Linked DNA regions of Mus musculus: region 1 is linked to region 2. The links are chromatin loops, found by intact Hi-C in ENCODE. Cell type or tissue: gastrocnemius. All regions are shown on one strand. Links, peaks and the distances in the headings refer to the core of each region. The heading gives the core; the rest is flanking DNA.

Region 1 (11,027 bases), core at 1,892-9,891, 75 kb after region 2:
CATTTTGCTCTGAACCTTTGTAAATTGATAGTGGATTCAACTTTAAAATTAATTCATTTCATAATGAGTTCCCAACTGATTTCTTTCAAACAAAGCTATATCTTAAACCATATCCTATGAATTAAACTTCTTAAAAGTACACCAAGACGGGGTGGAGATTTTAGCTCAGTGGTAGAGCACTTGCCTAGCAAGTACGAGGCCCTGGGTTCGGTCCTCAGCTTGGGGGAGGGGGGGGGGTTGTGTGGTACACTTTGTAGACCAGGCTGGCCTCCAACTCAGAAATCCACCTGCCTCTGCCTCCAGAGTGCTGGGGTTAAAGGCGTGAGCCGCCACGCCCGGCCCAAACCAGAGCAAACCAGAGACTTTTAATAAGAAAGTTTTGAATAGAAAATAGAAAAGAAGATGCCAGGTGGTGGTAGCAAACCCCTTCAATCCCACATAGAGCCAGTCTCTTGAGAGCTCAAGGCCAGCCTGGTCCAGGACAGATAAACTGTGTACAAAAAAAAAAACAAATGAACAAAAACAAACAAAGTTTTCTTAATGGAATAATTAGTGGTTTGCAAACCATGCACCCAAGCTGTCTGTGCCTCCCCAAATGTGGTATTTGTATGCTACTCTTTCTCGATTTGACACAAACCAGAGATATCCTCACAGTTCACTGACCCTGACAACTTTAACACCAGCTAATGCACAACAAAACAAGAACAGCACTTCCTCAGTACCTTCTATGAGCCAGCTTGGATTTTCTACCTGGTAATACACAAGTATTAAGAAGGTGCCACCTTGGGCCGGTGAGATGGCTCAGTGGGTAAGAGCACCCGACTGCTCTTCCGAAGGTCCGGAGTTCAAATCCCAGCAACCACATGGTGGCTCACAACCATCTGTAATGAGATCTGACTCCCTCTTCTGGTGTGTCTGAAGACAGCTACAGTGTACTTACATATAATCAATAAATAAATCTTAAAAAAAAAAAAAAAAAGAAAGAAAAGAAGGTGCCACCTTGACTGGCCATTTTTTTGACTGAGAAGAAATTTCAAGAAGTGTCACTATTATCACTATGATGAATATGAATAATATGTATGTTTTCTTCACTGATATCTTAATCTTTATGATCATATTTAGCATATAAGACAAAAAAAGGAAAAAAGGAAAAACCCTATAGGAACAAGAGTCTCTAAAACCTAAATCTTTTTTTTTCCCTGAAGTGGAAATTTGTGACGTTTTTTTCCTCCTTTTAAAGGAGGATCGAGTTTCTCAGGTGGGAATTTAACTTAAGCAAACAGACTCAGCATGACTGCAGCTGAGACCTACATTTACTTTGGGGGGTGGGGGGGAGCAGTCCAGCCAGGCATGGTGGTCTGCACCTTTGATCCATCACTCAGGAGGCAGAGGCAGAGGCAGAGGCAGGCAGGCAGGTCTCTGTGAGTGAGCTTAGTCAAGTCTACAAGAGGCAGGTGGATGAGTGCTAGTGTGCATAACTAAGGCCCAGCACCCAAACTGCGGCTACCCAACTCTAACCCTGGTTCCAGGAAATCTGATTTCCTCTCTGGTCTCTGCAGACAGCAAAGCATGCAGGAGATTGATACACAGACATACACACGGGGTAGGAGACAGAACTGCTGCATACGTAGTAGTGTCTTAGGCAGTGCATCAGTGCAAGTGATGCTCTCTTAAATTTGCAGTGAAGAAACTTTAAGGCATAAATATTCATGACTTCAGAGCCCAGACTACCATAGAAAATGGATGGAGGTGGCACTCCTATATCTCAGCCCTTAGGACCCAGTAGCAGCAGGATGGAAGCAAGCTCCAAACTACCCAGGACGACAAAGAAGTATCTGTCTCTAACAAATTTATACACTATGCGCGTGCGTGCGTGCGTGCACGTGTGTGCACGTGTGTGCGTGCGTGTGCGCACACACACACACACACTCACACACTCACACACTCACACACTCACACACTCACACACTCACACACTCACACGGTAGGCAAAGATGTGTATTACCTAGCAGGATTCAAGTGCTTCAACTAGCAGGATTCAAGTGATTTCACAAGTCATTCTGGTGGTTGCTAATGTTGAAGTGTACACACACATCCCAGGACCAGGAACTTTAAATGTTAAGTCTGTATACTAGAGAACTTCTTTTATATGCACCAGAAAACAAACATTTAGGGCCACAGCTAAGGTGTTTAAATGAATAGTGGAGGGGAGAAAAGGAGGCTATTGTCCATAATAAACAGGTAGTCAGGGCCTAATGGCTTAGCGCTTTTCTGTAATACTAGTCTATATAGTGAGTCCTTGGACAACCATAGGTACATATTAAGACCTTGTCTAAAACAGGCAGGCAGACAGGCAGACAGACAGGCAGATTACATTATGTATGTAGCATCATTTGTTGAGGAGGGGGGTTGAATTAAAGCAATTTCCCTCTTCACACTTTCTTTGCAGATCTGAGATTTCTGCTTCCTCGTCCTTGACATGGCTTTTGTGAATGCCCCTACCCCCTTTACTTATTGTGTGGTCCTAAGATTATAAAAAGTTAAAAATAACCCACACCATAGGGGGAATCCTAGCCCCAGCCAAGACTTAAGAACGACAGCTAGAAACCTCCAGTTCATGCTTCATTGGGGTGGCATTCTTCCCAGTAAAAAGCAAGTCTGGGATCCTTACTCTAGGGTAAGAGTCTTCTTCAAGGAAAGCCCTCTCTATACTAGAGCTGAAATACCTTTCACTGCCAGGGACTAAGCCACCAATCAAGGAGTACACATGGCTCCAGCTGCATACGCCTTGTCGGGGGATCAATGGGAGAAAAGGTCGGTCCTTGGTCCTATGAAGGCCCCCAGTGTGGGGGAATCGAGGATCAGGAGGCTGGAGTGGGTGGATTGGTGGGGGAACGCCCTCACAGAAGCAAAGGGAGGAGGGATGGGGTTGTGGGGAGGGGCGGAATGGGGATAACATTTGAAATGTAAATAAAGAAAATATCCAATAAAAATAGCTTTATATAGGGCTGGTGAGATGGCTCAGTGGGTAAGAGCACCCGACTGCTCTTAAGGTCCGGAGTTCAAATCCCAGCAACCACATGGTGGCTCACAACCATCTGTAACAAGATCTGACTCCCTCTTCTGGAGTGTCTGAAGACAGCTACAGTATACTTACATATAATAAATAAATAAATCTTTAAAAAAAAATAGCTTTATATAATTCTGGGTCTCTGCACTGAGAGACCAGCTCTTGTTTCCATGTTTAAAAAAAAAAAGAAAGAAAAAGAAAAAAGAAAAAAAAATAACTTTTACTATTTTCCACCCTACCTAGCCCATTTCATGGTCAGTTCTATACGAAAATCTCAAGCAAAATAAGGCCATTCAAGCAGGTCTAAACTTAAGTCCTAAGGTAGAGCTCTACACAAAGGAGTTAATCGACTCCTAGTCCAACCACTCCTAAAGTCAAGGGACCCCAGACCTTCTCCCTCCTCATCTGTACACTGTTTCTTTCACTGGCCAGTAACAGTGTCATGATGGAGCTTCCTTCCTCCATTTGCTCAAGTTTTTACTGCTGTTTTCTGTTTTATTTATTTTTTGAGGTGCTACAGTATTAACTCTACTCAAAAGCTCTCCTATATGAAACATTGGCCATGACTTTTTTGTAGTAGTAGTTTTCTGACCTCATGGTTCATAAGAGTTCCAAGAGGCTGTTATAAGTAGTCAAGGACTGCTGATTTAGACTCAGAACAGGATTCCATACAGCACAAGACACACCACATGTCCTCTACTTAAGCATAGCAATCAATCAGTTTGTGCACCATTGAGCAACTTCTTCTAGTAGAGCAGTGTGCAGGGCCTGCTGCACTGTTGCAACTGACTAAACCTATATATAAGCAGGGCTCAGAGTTTCTCCAGTTCCACTCCCAGCGCTCAGTATAGAGCAGTGCCAAACCATTAGACCATAGACCTCTCCTATATGGAGCATAGACCAGGAATCCTTGATTCCTGGTCAAAACAGCCACATGGATCCTAATGTATCTGTACTGCTCTAACCTACAAGTCTGCAAAAGCAAAACTCAAGGGAAAAGGAAGAACAAAATTAACCAGAACCACTTCCTCATAACTTTCACCCAGGATCGGTTCTTAGATCCAAGAGGAAGAGAAGGCAGCACATCCCTTCCCTGCTCGTGTCATGGAGAAAGAGTGCATGCAACTTTCCAGCCAACCTTCCCACCTAAGCTGCGGGGTAAACAGAGGACGCATCACAGCTCTCAACCGCAGCTTCTCTCCAACAATTGGGGGTTTTCTCCATTTAAGAAAGGAAGCATCCAAGCCGGGCGTGGTGGCGCACGCCTTTAATCTCAGCACTGTCAGAAACCCTGTCTCGAAAACCAAAAAAAAAAAGTATCCCCACTACCCCTAAACCCCATTATTCATAACTTAATGTACAAACTCTATTAGGCAAAGAGAAGCAGAAAATCATCTGTCCCGTTTCACACAGTGACTTCCCTGGTAGCAGTGACAGAAGCAATTAGGTTAATACATCAATATCCCCACATAAGACAGTATCAACTAAATAGAAAGACTAAATAGATATAGAAGCAAGGTTCAGAGAAGAAAAGGGAATCACCATGCTATTATATTCACTATTTAATAAGAACATCAACTGCAAGTCCTTGAACTTAAGATTATATACCTTTCTACTGAGATATTCATATAATTCAAATCTATTACTGTAGAATCCAGGTCACTGGAGAGGCAAAAACTGCGGTAGAAAGTGATAAAATGGGACTTTAATTAAAATACGAACAGTCCAAGTCCAGCTAATTCAAAAGCATGACTCCAGCACCCACCTAGTCAGCAGGGAAACAACAGCTGCTTCCAATTATTACAGCGGATTTTAAATTAACAAGTATCAGTGTCTAATGAAGAAGCTGTGCAGGTAAATTTCCCACCAACAGCTCTATGTTCAGAACTGAAAGAGCTCAGTCAGTAAAAAGTTCTTGCTTTGAAAGTGTGAGGATCTGAGTTCAGACCCCCAGTGCCCACACAGATTGGACAGTCTAGGGTGCTGTAACTAAGATGCTGGGGAGAAATTGGGGCAAAGTACTCCAACTGGCTAGCAAGCCAATCTTGTTAACCAATGAGCTCTATCTAAGCTCAATGAGATCATAATCTCTAAAAATAAAACTGATGGCTAGAGACACTCGACCAATGTTGATCTCTGGCTTGCACAAATATAATACCACCCCCCCAACACACAAACACACACATCTGGAGGGGAGCACAAACAAGAGTGATACTTCCTTTTGGGTAAGGTTTTCTTCTCTTCACCTGTCACCCCAAGCGCCAGTTTCCCTACTGTCCCAAGTCCTGGGGTGGTCCAAACTCCTAGCAGGCACCAAGCAAACATTCTGTGTTCTTCTGGTCTATTAACCAAAGTCAGACAAGTAACCCAGAAAACCCATTTTTTATTCTATCACATAAGACACTACTAGAAAGGTTCATGCAATCCAATACTAGCAACTTGTAACCTAATGCCAGTTCCCAGAGACCACTATTTCAAAATTTTAAATATTTATATATTTTAATAAAAATTTCAATATTTTAGGGTGGAGGATTCTCCCTGACTCCCACAGGACAACAAGTTTCTAACTAACTGCAGGTGGAGCTTTTTAAGGGTCTCAATGCTGAGATCTCAGAATGCAATCAGTTTTGGGGAAAGGCAGAGTGGAAACCTCTCCCTAGGTCCACCCAAACCCGAGTGCCAGGGATCATCTAGCACCTTACCTCTGTGGTTAAGAATACTTACTTGCCTCTCCTACTCTTCTACTCCCAGCCACCCAAAGAGCAGATTCCCAGCTGTCAGTAAGTGTGTCTAGTTCCTGAGCATCTGATGCCCTCTTCTGGCCTCAGCAAGCACAAGCCAGAGGTACATCAGCAGAGGCAGGTAGATCTCTCTCTGTCAACTCCAAGCCATCCCTGCCCACAAATCAGATTATGTTAGAGAGAGAGAGAGAGAGAGAGAGAGAGAGAGAGAGAGAGAGAGAGAGAGAGAGAGAGAAAGAGATGCATGTTATATCAATGAGAATATGCGCATAGGTGTGTGTGGTGCTTGGAACAATAATTTATTTTTTGAGCATATTATCAAAGTAAAAACCACATCTTTAAGGACTCAAAGCCCAGGCCCTGACTAATTTACCCAAGTTCTAAAAAAAAAACACCCTTCAGGAAATGTACCCTGATAAAAGTTTGGGGTTTTGTTTCTCTAGGATTTGGGGGCAGGGACAGTCTCATTATGGGTTCCTTTCTGGCCAATATAAATCAAAGTAGCATCAAACTTTCTAGGTGGGACCCACCTGCTTCTCTGCACCTGGTTTAAACACAAACATTATGAACATAACAGCCCATGTTCTAATTCCAGCTCATGGAAGTAGAGACAGGTGTTCAAAACCATCTTCAGATATTCGGCAAAGTTTGAGAGTAAAGATTGCAAAATTGTGGGACTGAAAAGCTCCTCAGTGGTTAAAAGTACTCGCTGGTGAGATGGCTCAATGGTTAAGAGCACTAACTGCTCTTCCAGACGTCCTGAGTTCAAATCCCAGCAACCACACATGGCTCACAACCACCTATAATAAGAAATAAGAAACCTTTGGGCTGGAGCGGGAGGGGGGGTTGGGGGGCGCAGAGCGAGCAGGGTGAAGCAAGAGCCACATAGTGGCTCACAACCATCTGTACCTCCATTTCTGGGGTATCTAACACCCTCTTTTTTGGCCTCTTAGGGCACCAGGCCTGTGATGCACAGACTTTCATTCATACAGGCAAAACACTCAAACACATGAAAGAAACAGAAATTTTAAAAGACAATCTTAAGCACTTGGCAGAAGTTTTATAAAACTTTAAAAAAAAAAAAAAAAGAAAGAAAAAAAAAAAAACCCAAGGTATGAGGTGACCAAAACACTGTAATGTTTCCAAGCCAATGGAATCCTCGTACAGACACATTAAGAAACTACCACAGGGCGACAAACACCTTTCCTTAGCCTTGTTTCCACAACTGTAATGTAAGGGAAATAGGTAAGTCAGAGATAATGGTAAGCCATGAATAGTTAGTGGTAAAATTTAACTTTTAATGTATTTACAAAATGCACATTCAAACCCATGATAGGAAGTATCTGGCAGACAGACTGTCTGAGGAAGTTTTATATTGCTAGCTGTGTATGTCCAACGAGATTACACAGAATGCTAGGAAAAGAACATTACAACAACACTACAATACACACAACTAACTAGGACATCTGGTTTCCAAAAGAGGGCTTCAAAAACAATCCTTAGGCCTTGCAATCCAATATGGGTTTTGACACCCTTACATTGCCTTTTTGTTTTATTTATTTATTGGTTTTTGGAGACAGGGTTTCTCTGTGTAGCCCCAGCTATCCTGGAACTCACTCTGCAGACCAGGCTGGCCTCTAACTTGGAAATCCGCCTGCCTCTGCCTCCCAAGTTCTGGGATCAAAGGCGTGCACCACGACTGCCTGGCCTCTATTTTTTTTTTTTTAATCTCACTTTCGTTACTCTTATTTGACAAATGATTCTTTCAAAACCAATGTCTAATTTCAGAATCTCCCTCCAGTCAAGAACCTGATTCTAAATGGTATTGATCAAATGTGCAAAAATACACCAGACTGCACCTTCAACTACTTCAAAAACCTCCAAAAGTCTCATTAGGAACACCAACCCCTGCTAATAATTAATACAAAGATGCTCTGGTTGAGGCAAACATGGGAAAGAAGACCCAATGAGTGACCTACCAACAAAAGAGACAAACAAGGATTAAGGATGCCTTGGTACCATGCTTGCCTAGAATAAAGGAATCAATTCTACACCTGTTTGTTTTTTGTTTTTTTGTTTTGATTTGTTTTTAATGTGCCTACCTAACAAGCAGGATCAAGTTTAGAATCCAAAAATTACCCTTAACAAATCCTAAACCTCAGGTACAAGGATCTAAACACACTGATGTTCCCTTCTGCAAACACAAGTATCTAGCTACCGATGTTTACTCATAAAAGGAATGTTAATAACACTAACCAATTTCGTGTCAAAACTAAACTCCAGGCAATTTCAACAAATACTCAAAAGACTACTCATCTTCTGTCCATGAGATACCAAGCATCTAACACAACTAAGACATTTCCAGATACTGACTGACCCAAGGGCTAAATTTCTGGTACAGGTGCCTTCATCAATGGTTTTCAGGGAACTGAACCCTGCAAGTAGCACAAGCTTCTGTATACCACTGAGATCCGCCTCCTGCCCAGTGAAGTAATTTTCTTGGGACCTAATGAACTATGCTGTCTCTTATTAGATTAAGAAACTGCCTTCCAAAATAGAGGACTCGGGTACTCCCAAACACTATCAGATTTAATATATATATGAATATATGAATGGTGGCACCTACCAAATCCCAGCACTGAGAGGCAGGAGGATTACTAGTTTGAGGTCGGCCTAGCACACTGGTAGAGACCCAAATGCAGACAATGAGCTTAACCACCATGGCAAGGGAGAAAATTTTGATGATGTTTTATTAGACCTTTTTCCAGCCCAGTGGTTTGATCATATGGAAGGGGAGGACCTAATTAGGAGGTTTTTTAGAGGGCTAAGAAATACAAAGATATTACAGGCGTTCTTCCTCCAACAAGAAGGGAGAAACCACTACTGACCCACTAGTAAATATTCTTTCTTAGGCCAGATGATGGCTCTGCATATCCTTTGATAAATTCTAGGATATCCCTCAAGCATACCCCAAACAAGCAAGGCTTTAAATTTCTTAACGAAGACCAGCGTGGGTATTTCCCACCTTGCCTGCCTTCCACTGGCACACGCTCACATCTGACTTTAAGAGGCTTCACAAAAGAGTTATAGCCCCCAACTTCCTTGACTTTAATTAAACTTGGCTTCCACTTCTGAAAAATCCTCAAGTTTGTATTTTGTTTTGTAGTCTCGCTAATGCTTTTAAATGAGAGCTGCTGTGAAAAGGAAAAGCAAATTCCTTGCAGCTGCGTGTGAGCATCCTGCCAAGTGAAGCCGGGAAGAAGCTCTCCCAGGTTAGAAATTTCCAACTGGGAGATTTACAAAACAGCAGGGGAGAATGGATGGAGCTGAGGGAGACAAGTGCAGTGAAAGAGCTGCAAAAAGCTCTCTTTTTTGTGTTCAAGTCCCGGGGCCTTTGGAAGCTTGTCATGCTTCAGCGACTGCTGCCCCCTCCTACTTCACCCCCTTTTCTAAAGCTACCACCCTCTCCACACAGGCTTCCAGACAGAAGAACACATTCTGCAGCAGCCCTTCTTAGTCTTCCTTTATGTGACCCCCAGCTCCCCAGGCCTCCCCAACAGTCTTTCTGCTACAACTGGAGAATGGAAAACAGCTTAACAGGGAGGTAGCAACCATTTTCCTCCGACTAAATGAAGTCCTGGAGTTAAGCTGCGCTCCTAAGAAGGAAATGACAATCACTGTGGCAAATGAACTTTTTATTTTCTATTAGCAGTAGCAGGATAACTGCCACTGTCAACAGCTGAAAGTTCAGAGATGAGCTTTTCAGATGTTTTGAAAGCTATCAGAAAAAAAAGTCTAGCTCTATTCTTTTATAGAAAACTCATTTAGGTCAAGATATGTTGTCTGTGAGGGTTTAAGTGCTAGTTTTTCCAGAGGGAAAAGGTAGCCACCACTAATTTCTAGTAAAAAGGCTCCTTAGAAACAAGTGTCCCATGAGCTACCCAGCCACCCTCTGCAGCAGGGAGGACTCTGCTTTATACATTGTATATTCCATCTACTAAACATCCCCTCTGAGAAACTTAGAAATTCTAAGCCATCAACACTTTGAAAGGCTACCAATGTGTATCTCAGGAAACCAACTTGCCTCTCTCCTACAGAATTTAGTGAATTTCAGTTTATTCTTGCACCCAAGGAACACATACACACCCTCAAGAATGTAAATAAAATGCACAAGTGGTAGGATCATTGTACACACAGCCTAGATAGAAATCACGCATTCAGGTAAGTGGAGAGTGAAGAGCTTGTGGGCTGGCTCCCCAGCTGGAACCTTCCTAAGATCCTCGCTACCACACAACCAAGGTGTACCCTTAGCAGCCCACCTGATTGACCTGTACTCGGGAGGCACTGACTACAATCAGCAGAGTTCCAACTTCATCTGCAATGTACTATATAGTTTAAAATCTGATTTAACAACTGTGTACCTGAACTAATTTTTACAACAAATGTCCCTCCAAGGAGTAGCACACTTTTTTTTTTTTTGGACAGGGTTTCTCTGCATAGCCCTGGCTGTCCTGGAACTCACTTGGTAGACCAGGCTGGCCTCAGAAATCCGCCTGCCTCTGCCTCCCGAGTGCTGGAATTAAAGCCGTGCACCACCGCTGCCGCCCAGAGTAGCACACTTTTCTACTGAGCACCTACTGTGTCTTACAACCAGCTAGCTCACATTCGGGCTCCTCTCAAGCAACCACTGCAGACCACATGCCCCGACCTCTTGTTTCCCCACAAATGGACCTCAGACTACTTCACACAACAAGAATGAAGGAATAGGAAACCTGCCCTCTTGTGAGTTAGCAAAGATGTAACCTCCAAGAAACAAGAATATCTTCTGGGTATTATTGTTTATATGCAGAGTACTCAACTTACTGTTTCTGCCTATAGGCAAGGAGGATTTATATATAAGGTTTGCCATCCAACAAGCAGTAAACCACACCAATCAAAGCAGCTTTAAGAAACCAGCTGCTGGGGCTGGCAAGATGGCTCAGTGGTTAAGAGCACCGACTGCTCTTCCGAAGGTCCCGAGTTCAAATCCCAGCAACCACATAGTAGCTCACAACCATCCATAAATCTGATGCCCTTTTCTTGAGTATCTGACGATAACTACAGTGTACTTACATATAATAAATAAATCTTTTAAAAGAAAAAGAAAAGAAACCAGCTGCTGAAGAAGGTGGAGGTCAGTTGGATGCTTCAGAGCACCTCTGTCAGGGATGGAGGCC
Region 2 (11,027 bases), core at 1,697-9,696:
CAGGACACCCCTCCCCCAGCCCTGCCTAGGCCCCTCCCCAGGCACATAAATTGATCTAATCTAATCAAGCTGAAGCTGTTTTCCCTCATTGTTTCTTGATCTTTCACAAAACAGGCTCTGTAGCCTGGCAGCTGCTGAGAGGGGTGAAAAAGGCAGGCATCCAACTGGCCTCCAGTAGCTGGAGGGAGGGAGTGTGTGTGTGTGTGTGTGTGTGTGTCTGTCTGTCTGTCTGTCTGTCTGTCTGTCTTTTTTTATTTTCAACGTCATTTATTTCCTTTGAAGCTTTTGAGCTTCATCTGACAATGCTGATGTGCAGAATACACGCTTTACACTACCCACATGCTTCTCTTTATGTCCTTCCAAGAAAGGTAAAGATGGTGTCTAAAAGCAGGAGCGGAGCACTGAATTGAAGTTCACACTCAAGGACTGGAACACCCCAGCCTAAGAAGTTGACTCTGTTTTTCTTACCTTTCTGGGCTCTTAAAATATAGTCATAATTTAATTGCAAATGGTAAAGGCAGATACTAGCTTTCCCTGGGGTATGATGCCTGACAGTTACCATGGTCATTTCTTAGATCACCTAAGAAATTTCCTGCATTTCAGCACTTCCTGAAGAGGGAAGTGACAATCTCCTCTGAAGCCTGTAATACCCACATATGGAATGGTGCGAATCTATTGTATAAATGATAAAGCTGTGGCTTAGAATAGTCTGGTTTCCAACCACACTCCAAGTTACCATGTCTCTTTAGACAGGGGGGCCATTCAAGAATCTCCCCACCCCTGTTTCCCTCTTTGCAGGGCTCCTCTAGGCTCTTCAATACTGAAAGCACCCACTGCAGAAAACTGGAAAGAAGATGGGCAAGATACTTTGGTGATGACCAGTTCTGGGGAAAGTGCAATAGAGGAAACCTATCACACATACAGTTGGAGAGAAATGAAGTTTCAGAATCTAGTTTCCCTTAATACTCCCCAAGATCTAAGATGGCCTTAGCTCACCATCTTGTCCAAACTGGAACTGAACTGACAATTCTCCTGTCACACATCCTGAGTAGTGGAAGACTAGATACAAGAACATTCCTGGCTATAAAGTTTTACAAATATGAGTCTTCCATGAGCTTTGGTATCTGTAAGGAATCTCCCAACAGTGTCAAAGGATGCCTACACCCTAATGATCCTTTTGACCAATTTCTTGTAATGATCCTGTCACCTAGGTGTGATTTATTAAAACAAGATCCAAAAAGGTGGAAAAAAGGATACACTGGGCTAATATTTGACTTTTATTAATATATAATATAAGATATTAATATATAATAACCAAATATACTAAAACCATTGTTATTATTAAAATCAGGTACACGGACAATTGCATGTAATTATTTGTTTAGATTTTTATTTTACTAAGCTTTAGTGCACTGGCTCTCTACCAAGCAGGATTATGTATACACAAGCCTACCAAATGGCCTTGATAATTCTTAAAATGCCAAAGAGGGGAGGGAGGCCTGCACATACTGGGTAATACATGCAGTTGTGCTGATAACCAATGTGGCATCGGGGCCATCCCATACAATAACATAATAATACCAATAATTGTAGTAACTCAAAAGAGTGATCCACATTGAGTGACAAATTTCATACAGCTAACTTGTTTGTTCGTGCTAATAAAATACCACTAGAATCAACTAAACTAAAAAGCATTCATAGTGGGGAAATGAGTCAGAAGAGATAATACTCAATGTCTAACCTTAACTATAACCCTCTGTTTCCCTTTCCCATTGGATCAAATGGTGGTCATTAATGAGGTAGTACCCTTAAGTGGGCATCACAACAATGTAGTCTAGAGTACAGAACAGAAGGCCAGATTAAAAAATGCCAGGGCTCTTTGCAAAATGGGATAATTTGAAAATTAAAGATGCCTCTATGCAGTTGTAGAGTATTAGAGAGAGAATCTAGTCTGGTGAGGTATTTCTCTAAGGATAGTACAAGCAGAACAAGACTGCATGTTCCAGTCCCAGTGTCCTTACTGGCTGAGTAGGCTTAGAGCAAGTCACAGGAACACGGCCTACTAAGCAGAACAAGATAGAAAGGGTCTATAATCTTATGTTGTATTATTAATTAGCTTCCAAAAATCAAGTGTCCCAAAGCTTTTTAAACATTGCCTGCTCTGAACAACATCGAAAAGACCAAGAGACCAAAACTGTAATTGAAAGAACAAAACAGGTAGGTAATGGTGACACAGCGTTGGTCCCAGCATTCGGGAGGAAGAGGCAGGTAAACACGTGTTAGGGGTTAAAGCAAAGCCTACAAAAGCCTACAGAGCTGAGTTTCCAGGAAAGCTAAAGCCATACAGCCATGAGTGGGAGGGCCGCCAGGCAAACATTAGAGGAATGGCTTCCGCTGTGGTGATGGCCTCCCTGTAGAGAACATGACCTCCCAAGGGATGATTCTCTCCTTCTCCAGGATACATAGGAGAGGAAATACTAGATCACGTATATGGTATAGAAGCCCACTTAGGGTGGGTATGAAATGCAAGGACACTATAAAATCACCAAAGCCATGCACAAACAGCAGTCTTTATGTTGGCTGCTCCACTGTCAGCTCATAGGCAGAAAAGCACGAATGAGAGAAGGCTGTTCCTTCAAGAAACAGCACCACTGACGGCATCCTGATCAAGATTCAACAGAGAAGCATCCCAATAAATACATTTTGATTGAAGAAGGGTATGGCTGGGAGATTGATTTTTTTTTTTTTTTTTTTTGGTTTTTCAAGACAGGGTTTCTCTTTATAGCCCTGGCAGTCCTGGAACTCACTTTGTAGACCAGGTTGGCCTCGAACTCAGAAATCCCCCTGCCTCTGCCTCCCCAGTGCTGGGATTAAAGGCGTGCGCCACCACGCCCGGTGAGATCGATTTTAAAATATCTGAAAAGCACTCAACTGATTTTAAGAGGTAAACAAAAAAAAAAAAAAAAAAAAAAAAAAAAAACACATAAAGTTAAAGATGGGAGTGGTCAATCTTTTGAAAGTATGTACTTATACAACACTGAGAAACACATTTGGAGGGCTGCTGGCAGAAAGAGAAATGCAGGAACTTTGAACTTAAGGAACAACGAACATATGAAACTTACAGTGAAATATTGTTTAAGAAGGAGCGTCATCTGGTTCTTTTAACTTGATTCGCTCATACACAGCTAGTATCGTTCTAAACTAGTAAACCAGCTAGCACAATGGCTCAGGGGATGAAAGTACTTGCAATGGAAGACTAACAGCCTGACCCCATAGTGGAAAGGGAATAGACAGAGAAAGCTGATCTCTGATCTGTATATCTGACTGCATACTTGCACATATTCAAATCAAGAGTGTATACTTAATAATGTAAAAATGGGCTTCTAGAGTAAAAATGGATGCCAACAAGTGAGAGACTTCAGTAATGTTATATTTAGAAGTTTATATGTCAGAAAGCAACAATATATTTACAAGAGCTTCAACACAGTTTGTAACTATTGCTGGTATTTAGTGCACACTGCCTATTATCTCTCTTTGGGTCCCCATTGTAAACTTTGAGACCTTCCTTTACTCCCAGGCCACATCAAGATGGCTTCTAAACCCATTCATAATGAAAATCACTTTTTAGGTTATTAACTTGGTAACACCTGGACCAAGAGGTAGTGCAGCACTCACACTCGGTTTTCTGCATTGCACGGGATTAGGGAGATGAACACACCATACAGCCTTGGTTCTTTGACAGAGACTTCACAAGGACCTTCCATGCATTCATCCAAAGGGGAAAAAAAAAAAAGACAACTCCTGGTCCAAAAATACAATGTAGACAATATGCCATATAAATACCAGAAAGTCATTCTCTGCCATACCCAATGAATGGGACAAAGCTAACACCTGTGTGTGTGTGTGTGTGTGTGTGTGTGTGTGTGTGAGTGAGAGAGAGAGAGAGAGAGAGAGAGAGAGAGTGTGAGAGAGAGAGAGAGAGAGAGAGAGAGAGAGAGAGAGAGAGAGAGAGATTGTTAGTTTACCATCTGGGTCCTGGGGATCAGGCCCAGGTCTGCATGTATATATGTGTGCCATTTGTACTCAGTGCACTTACTTGGAAATCAGAAACAAATCGTCAGTACCCATGTAAGTGCAACTAGAGCTACCATGTGAGTGGTTGTTGGGAACCAAACCAGCGTCCTTTTATCTACAAGAAAAAAGTGTTCCTCTCTGGGGGCAGAGGATAAGTACAAGGCCAGTCTGCTCTTCAGTGCTGGACTCAGGACAGCCAAGCCCACCCAAGAAAAACCACAAGTGTTCTAAACCATAGAGCAATGTCTCAAGACCCACAAAACCCAAAGCCCTTATGATGCTCAAAAAACTCTGCTTTAGAGGTGCTTTGGATCTCAGATTTCCTAATTATGTTTAGCCATCAAAGTCTCCAAATATACTGCAAAATCTGTAAACTTACTGCTACGGATTATTTCTGGTAATCTGATTATTTCTGCTACTAAGAGAATGAAAATTAAGATCCAATGTCAATGTTCATTCCAACACATTCAAAATTTTTGATGTGTTCAATATTGCTTGAGATGGCTAGAATCCAGGAATTCTGGCTTAATATGACTTGACAGATTGTAATGTGGATGACTATAAAGTATACCCTCGTTCAGTTTGAAATAACTGTTCAAAATAGGTCCAAAGGTTTTTTTCTTCCACTGTTTCATATTTACACCATTTGGATATTTTTCCATTCTTTGTTTTTTCCCTCCAAATAAGGTTTCTCCTTCCAAATGAGCAAGCAGAAACCTTTCTCATGCAGCTCAAAGGCAGTTAAACCACTACCACCGCAGGCAGCTCACAGATCTCAAGGGCAAGCAACTGCATACAGCGGTAGGAGCACCTGCTAATTCGGACCACCTTCTATGCTCGTAGGACAGTCCTTCCTTACCCACGCCATGGAGGAGAGCCTGCAAGGGGAAAGTAAAGGTGGCCGGGTCAAAGCCATAGCTCTTAGTATTAGAATGGATCCTGATTTCAAGGTACTGACATCCAGAACCTTGGAACGGTGCACACCTGGTCTTCAATTCTTTCCAAGTGGTCTGCTCCTGCGTGCAGCTGCCTCAACCCTAATCACCTTCTGCAGGGTGTGCTTTCTACTAAGACGTCAAAGGAATCCTCACCGATTCTGAGACTGACACTCCTGAGAGAGAGAAAAATTACTACTTTACTTTTAGAAATAGAAAAACAACAGGAGCCAAACATATAGGGCTTTCTGCTGCAGAAAGATTATGTCTGGAGTGAAGGAGATCCTGTAGGGCTTCTCTTAGTGTTGCCATGCCCTGTTTAAAGTCCATGGGAAACTACAACAGCCTATCCAGGCAGAAGGACAAAAGGATTCCCATGAGGAAAGAAGGTAAGGGTCACTTTTCCAGGAAAAGAACCAGGACGGGCTGAGGTGCTTGCAGAGGATGGAGATAATGCAGAATGAAGAGAAGAAGTAGTTATAAATACCATCTATGAACCATGTGAGCAGTTGCAGAAATGAGCTCTCTTTTTTTTCTTGGTTTTTCGAGACAGGGTTTCTCTGTATAGCCCTGGCTGTCCTGGAACTCACTTTGTAGACCAGGTTGGCCTCGAACTCAGAAATCCGACTGCCTCTACCTCTCGAGTGCTGGGATTAAAGGCATGCCCCACCACGCCCGGCAGAAATGAGCATTTTAACTGACTCTCCTGCTTCCACTGGATTCCATTAAGAATACATTTTTACATATTTGTATTTTCTTTCAATTTCTTTAACATCAATTAAAATCATATTTGTGTTTGAGATACTAAAAGGATGCTGCTCCCCAAGAACCTATTGTAAATTTAAAATAAGCATCTGTGGTTTTACAAGAAATGTTGTTAGGCGTTATTATGACCTGGTTATTGTTTGGGAATTGAATTTAGTGAAAATAATCTATGATATAAGGAGATATAACTGTGTGTCGAGTGGTGAATGACAAGGGGTGGATAGCAATTCTAGGTTGTCAATTTGACTTTATCTGGAATGAACTATAACCAGACAGAAATGGTGGTCACACTCGTGTTCCAGATCTCTAGGCTGGAATAGACACAGGGTTTTAATCCAGATCATGAGGTAGGATGACACACTTTTGATCAGGATCTTGACGGGATTGACACGCACTGCACTTTTAAGCCAGATCTTGAGGTACACTCCTTCTAAATGGCCTGTACTCCATCCAGTAGCCAGACTGAACCCAGCCAAATAGATTCAGCTGTACCTGTCTTTGATACAAGGCACAGTTTGGGATTACAAAGACGGCTCCTTAACATACATCAGCTCAAATAAGTAAGAGCAGATTACTCCTCAAACACTATTCCTAAACTTCACTGTTCTGCACAGAGAGGCTAAGAAACTGGACTTATGTGCACACTATTGTCCACTACCAAGACCAACCACTTGATGGCAATCTTAACCTATTCCCTTGGAAGACTTCTACACAAGCAAGGAGAGCCTGGGAAGGCTAGCAGAGCAGAACATTTGTGGGGTGCATAGTGTAGAAGGGGCTAGAAAGGCTATCTCCACATAGTCGAGATGTGCAGCACGTGGTGAGAATGAGAGGAGGAAGCAGGCAAACAGGAGATGCTAGCCTCCCACTGGAGTCCAACCCTACCTCTGCAGGAACTGGTAGGAGATGCATGTCTCTCAAACAGTTCAAAAAAATAGAAACCTAAGGCATCACAGTGCTTTCACATGACATTTCTCAGAACAACTTAAGGATCGACAGGGACAGCGACAAGCAACAATCAATTGACAGCACACTTCCACTAGTATCAGAACACTTCCAGGAATCAAAAGGTAGAGGTGCAAGTTTAAAATTACCGTAAGACTTTAAAGAAGCAAATCCTATGAGCACTTTGGGACAAGGCTTTCTTTCTAGTGTGCTTGTTTTGTAAGAACTGGGAAGATAGCCCTATCTATGACTAAGGCTGCCTGCCACCATGCCCAGTGACCTCTGTAACCCCATGGACCCAACTCTCAACAAGCTGTCTTCTGACTTTCACATGTTCACCACAGCATACAACGTCCCATCCCACACAAATAAAATGCATAAAACTCTTCTAATAAAGTAGAGTACATAGTAACCCACTCTGTACAAGCCAAAGTCCCGTGCAGAATGGGTAAATTTCCCTCATAGTTAGAACACCATGAGATCGTGCCCACGAGTGTGGCGCATCAGACTGTCTTCTAGCAAAGCTAGACCCAAAGACTTGTGCAGTATTAAAGAAGGCGGCAAGATGCAATCCCACGGGGGGTGGGGGGGACCACCTCTTTGGGAACAGTGGTGGCACAATACTAAAAACTGAATCAGCTTCTTGTATCTATTAGACAAGCAGTCCACATCCCTTCGAGACCCCCAGGTTGGCAAACCCTTAAGATCTACTGCTTGAGTCTGCCAAGTATCTAGGATTGCAGCATGGGCATGTGTCCCTGTGACAAAATAAAATAGCTTTTCACTAGATTCATTACTAAGTATGAGTCCTTTGAAAATTCTCCCAAGTCATGGAAGAAACAAAAGAAATAATAAATGAATGGGTTTTATTTAAGGAGAGAGCTTCAGATCTCCCAAGAGCCGAATCAGTAGTGAGACACAAAGCATGAAATGATACACTCATAGAAATGGGGGACATGTGGAGGAAGTGGCCCACTCTGCAGATTTATCCTCAGGGCTGGCCGGACACAGATGACCCTTCTCTTAAGCAGAAGTGGTAAACTACTAAGCTACTCATGTTCCTATCATCCTCCCAGCTTCCTCAGATGAGACAGCTATAAAGTTTTGTGAACTTTGGGAGGAAGGGTATGGGGGTGGGGGGCATGCCAAGAGGATAGATGAAATTTTGGCAGCAAAATAGATTAAGAAATGAATTGTAAATTAAGGGGTTTATACATACCTAGTATTACTAGATACTTTAAAATATCGGTAATCACTCTGCTAGCTTCAAAGATACACCGTATGTAGGACTTCTAACATTCATGTAGCTTAGAAATAAAAACGTATTTTCAACTGGTGGCGGGGTAGATAGAGCATTTCCACAAAGACTGCAACACTACAGAAGTTCACTGTGCTAAACAATATTTATAGCACCATCAATATACATATTAGAGTTTAAAACATGAAATGTGTTAAATTTAAAAACACATGTGGCCTTATCATTTCACAAGAATGAACACTAATAAGCAGATCCTATTACTCAAATTCCTACTCCTGTGTAGGAATCAAGAACTTTCTAGTGATCCTAGGGGTCTTTTGCCCTTTACACATGGTTTAAACTTAGAAAATGGCCATTAAGCCCTACTAAAATGGCTACTAAACGAAATCACTATAGATATAGAAGTGCTTCCTCGTCCCAAAAGCCCAACATAGGATTCTCATGGTCAAGACTACAGATTTTTCCTTTCAAGGCCACCACATGAATCCTTCTGCACATACTGTACAACACAGAGAGGTACTCAACCATCCTGCCTTCTACATTAGCTTTCTTTACCTATGAATCGGTTTTTCCCCACTTAAGATAGAATGACTTCATCCAAATAAGAACTTTGAAAAGTATAAACATCTTGCTACCTTATCATCAGGAAAGTGTCACATAAGCACAGAAGAAAACACAACTTAGACAATGAACTCCTGCTGTAATCTGCCCCTGTGTCCTACCAGACTGTAATGGAAGGCAGTTTGCATCTCTTTCTGCCGCTAATGTTACCATTCTGTACTGTCCGTGGTACAGGATTATTGTTAGCCCTAAGGTGAGGCAGGAAACTGTCTTCTTCCCAACATAAAGAAGCCAATCAACAAGAAGGCCTCCAAATTAGTTAGTCAGTGTTCTAGCTCCAGCATCCTGCTTTGTATCCATCTGCTAAAGGATCAACTCTTCAAGGCCAGGATCCAGATCATAGGTCTTTATGTAAACAAATTAGCAGACAAGGGTCTTACCGTGTGGCATCTAAAAACTCCCCTCATCCCCCAGGTGGCCGTGCATGCACAGACCATGAAAACGATGACATCATCAGCAAGGACACCCCTCACAAAGGTCAAGCACAAGGCGGGCTGAGAGTGTTGGACACTAGGTCTAAGGCAGGATATAACACATTAACCTACATAGGCAGTGCCACCTGCAAATGCTCCATGAAATACCTCCTTCTGAGCAGCCAGAATGGGGACAACTTGGCACTGTTGTCATTTAAATTGGGTTTCTAGGTTCTAGTATGTCTTCAGTTTCTAGGTTCTAGTATGTCTTCAGTTTGATCCGTTCTTTCAAATTAAGCTCCTCATCAAGGCTCAAGATTCCTGTTTTAAAATATTGAGACAGACCTACATACCGCTAAAAAGATCTCTGCTACCAATTAATCTCCCTCACCCACAGCCCAAACACATATACCAGTCATGGAAATCTGTCCTGGCAGCTACTCTCCAGTAGAGCTCAATTTCAAGTCCCAGCCTCTGTCACTGACAGCATCAGTTGTACTCTTTGATTAGAAGGCCTAACTCATCTCAAGGACCCCCCTCTGCAAGGTCTTCAATGCAGCCTTTCCATGGTTGTTGAAAAATGGGCCCTCAACAACAACTGCCTCCCTGCTAGCCATATTCACTCCAGGTTCCTATGTGGACTTCTGACCTAATTATTCTATAGGAATCTCTTTTGGTTTTTTGCTTCACTCATTTTGTACCAGCTAATGTTCCATGAGAGTGAAAGACATTCCAAGGCAATTCAACTTGGGCATCATGGTTAGACACACAATTTCATCAGAAAAGTAGTGACATCAGGAGTGGTGGTACATGCCTGTGACCCCAGCACTCAAGACAGTAAGGCAGAAGATTGTCCATCTGAATAAAGCGTGCGCCAGACTGATGGGAAAGGCCCGTGCACTTGAAACTACACACCTCACGGTGGCTGATGACCTTAAAGGACTATGACCAAAGCAGAGGAGGGTAAAGAACCAAAAACTAGGTTTATGGCTTCTATGATTGAATTAGAGAACCATGGTCACTTTAGTAAATACTTACCTCTCCATTCCTGAGGCACTTCTCCTAATTAACAATTCCAGCTACATCATTAAAAGCCTGGTCGAAAAAAATTAGAAAGGACACCAAGGGAGAGAACCACAGGCAACACAGGATGAGCAAAATGGCACATGGGATATGAAAGGGAGACTAGGAGAACACAGGAGATAAGAGGCAGGCGGGACAAGGAATCACTGTAATGTTTTCAAAATGCAATCTGACTATTTAATAACTTGTGTACTAAATATTTTTTGTTATTAAAAAAGAGGAACTACTTGCTATTTATCTGAGTGGTAAATTAATTAAATAGGAGTCTACTCCAAAAAGGCTGAGCTTGAATCCTGGAAGTACCAGGCTTGAGCTGGGTAAGCAAACTGCTACTCCATTCTTAAGGTACAGTTTTCCTCATCCATTTTATTCTCATTTATTCTGATGGTTTGAGTGCACAAACCACAGCTACAGGCTTCCAACACTAACTGTGAAATATGAAGAACAGCTTAACTATTACATTCCTGCCTGCTGTACATCTAAAGAAAGAAATACAGCTTCCATTAAATCTACTCAAAATTGTTTTGCTGGCCAAAAGGGCTTGCTGATCTGAGATGACATTTATAGGGAGCAAATGAAATTCAAATGCAGCTAATAGCTCCCCTCTCTTACTGTGTAATTATGTGTACTTGTTATTTGTGTAGCATGTTATTATTTAAATGTTCCTAATTTTAGCCCCCGGCAGGCCCAAGGGCCTTGAGAGATTGGCCAAGGTTCGCATCCCCAGAAGCTTTCTCAATAACCCGTCATTTCATTACAGACAGGGAACGGGGTAGAATATACAAGCAAGGAAGCAGAAGGCTTGCCACCAGCAGATCTCTACACTGCCACACCCATCCACCCAGCTCCAGCAAGAAACTGCAATAATGACGTTAAGTCCTACAGTCAATCCACACCACTGATGAAACAGCTCATGGGCTTCCTTAACAAGGC

Evidence for each region. A loop is a pair of places that touch in the nucleus more often than their neighbours do. Peaks named below come from ENCODE experiments on the same cell type or tissue, not always from the same donor. Only the 100,000 strongest peaks of a DNase experiment are listed, where the experiment ranks them.
Region 1: it touches region 2 in a loop (2.3-fold over the local background); 6 of 42 quality-filtered maps call a loop at or near these places.

Annotation. Positions count from the first base shown.
Region 1 is chr13:44,753,786-44,764,812 of GRCm38, reverse strand. All of the region lies in intron 1 of Jarid2 (jumonji, AT rich interactive domain 2), which reads right to left. Among named protein-coding and RNA genes, the nearest start is that of Jarid2, 28 kb to the right of the region's middle. In gastrocnemius, for the core only: a CTCF peak has its summit at 5,887 (motif pointing left); no DNase peak of the experiment used is centred there; H3K4me3 peaks cover 635 bases; H3K27ac peaks cover 2,158 bases.
Region 2 is chr13:44,829,008-44,840,034 of GRCm38, reverse strand. The region is part of intron 2 of Jarid2 (jumonji, AT rich interactive domain 2); the gene reads right to left. Among named protein-coding and RNA genes, the nearest start is that of Jarid2, 100 kb to the right of the region's middle. In gastrocnemius, for the core only: a CTCF peak has its summit at 6,441; a DNase peak (open chromatin) is centred at 6,529.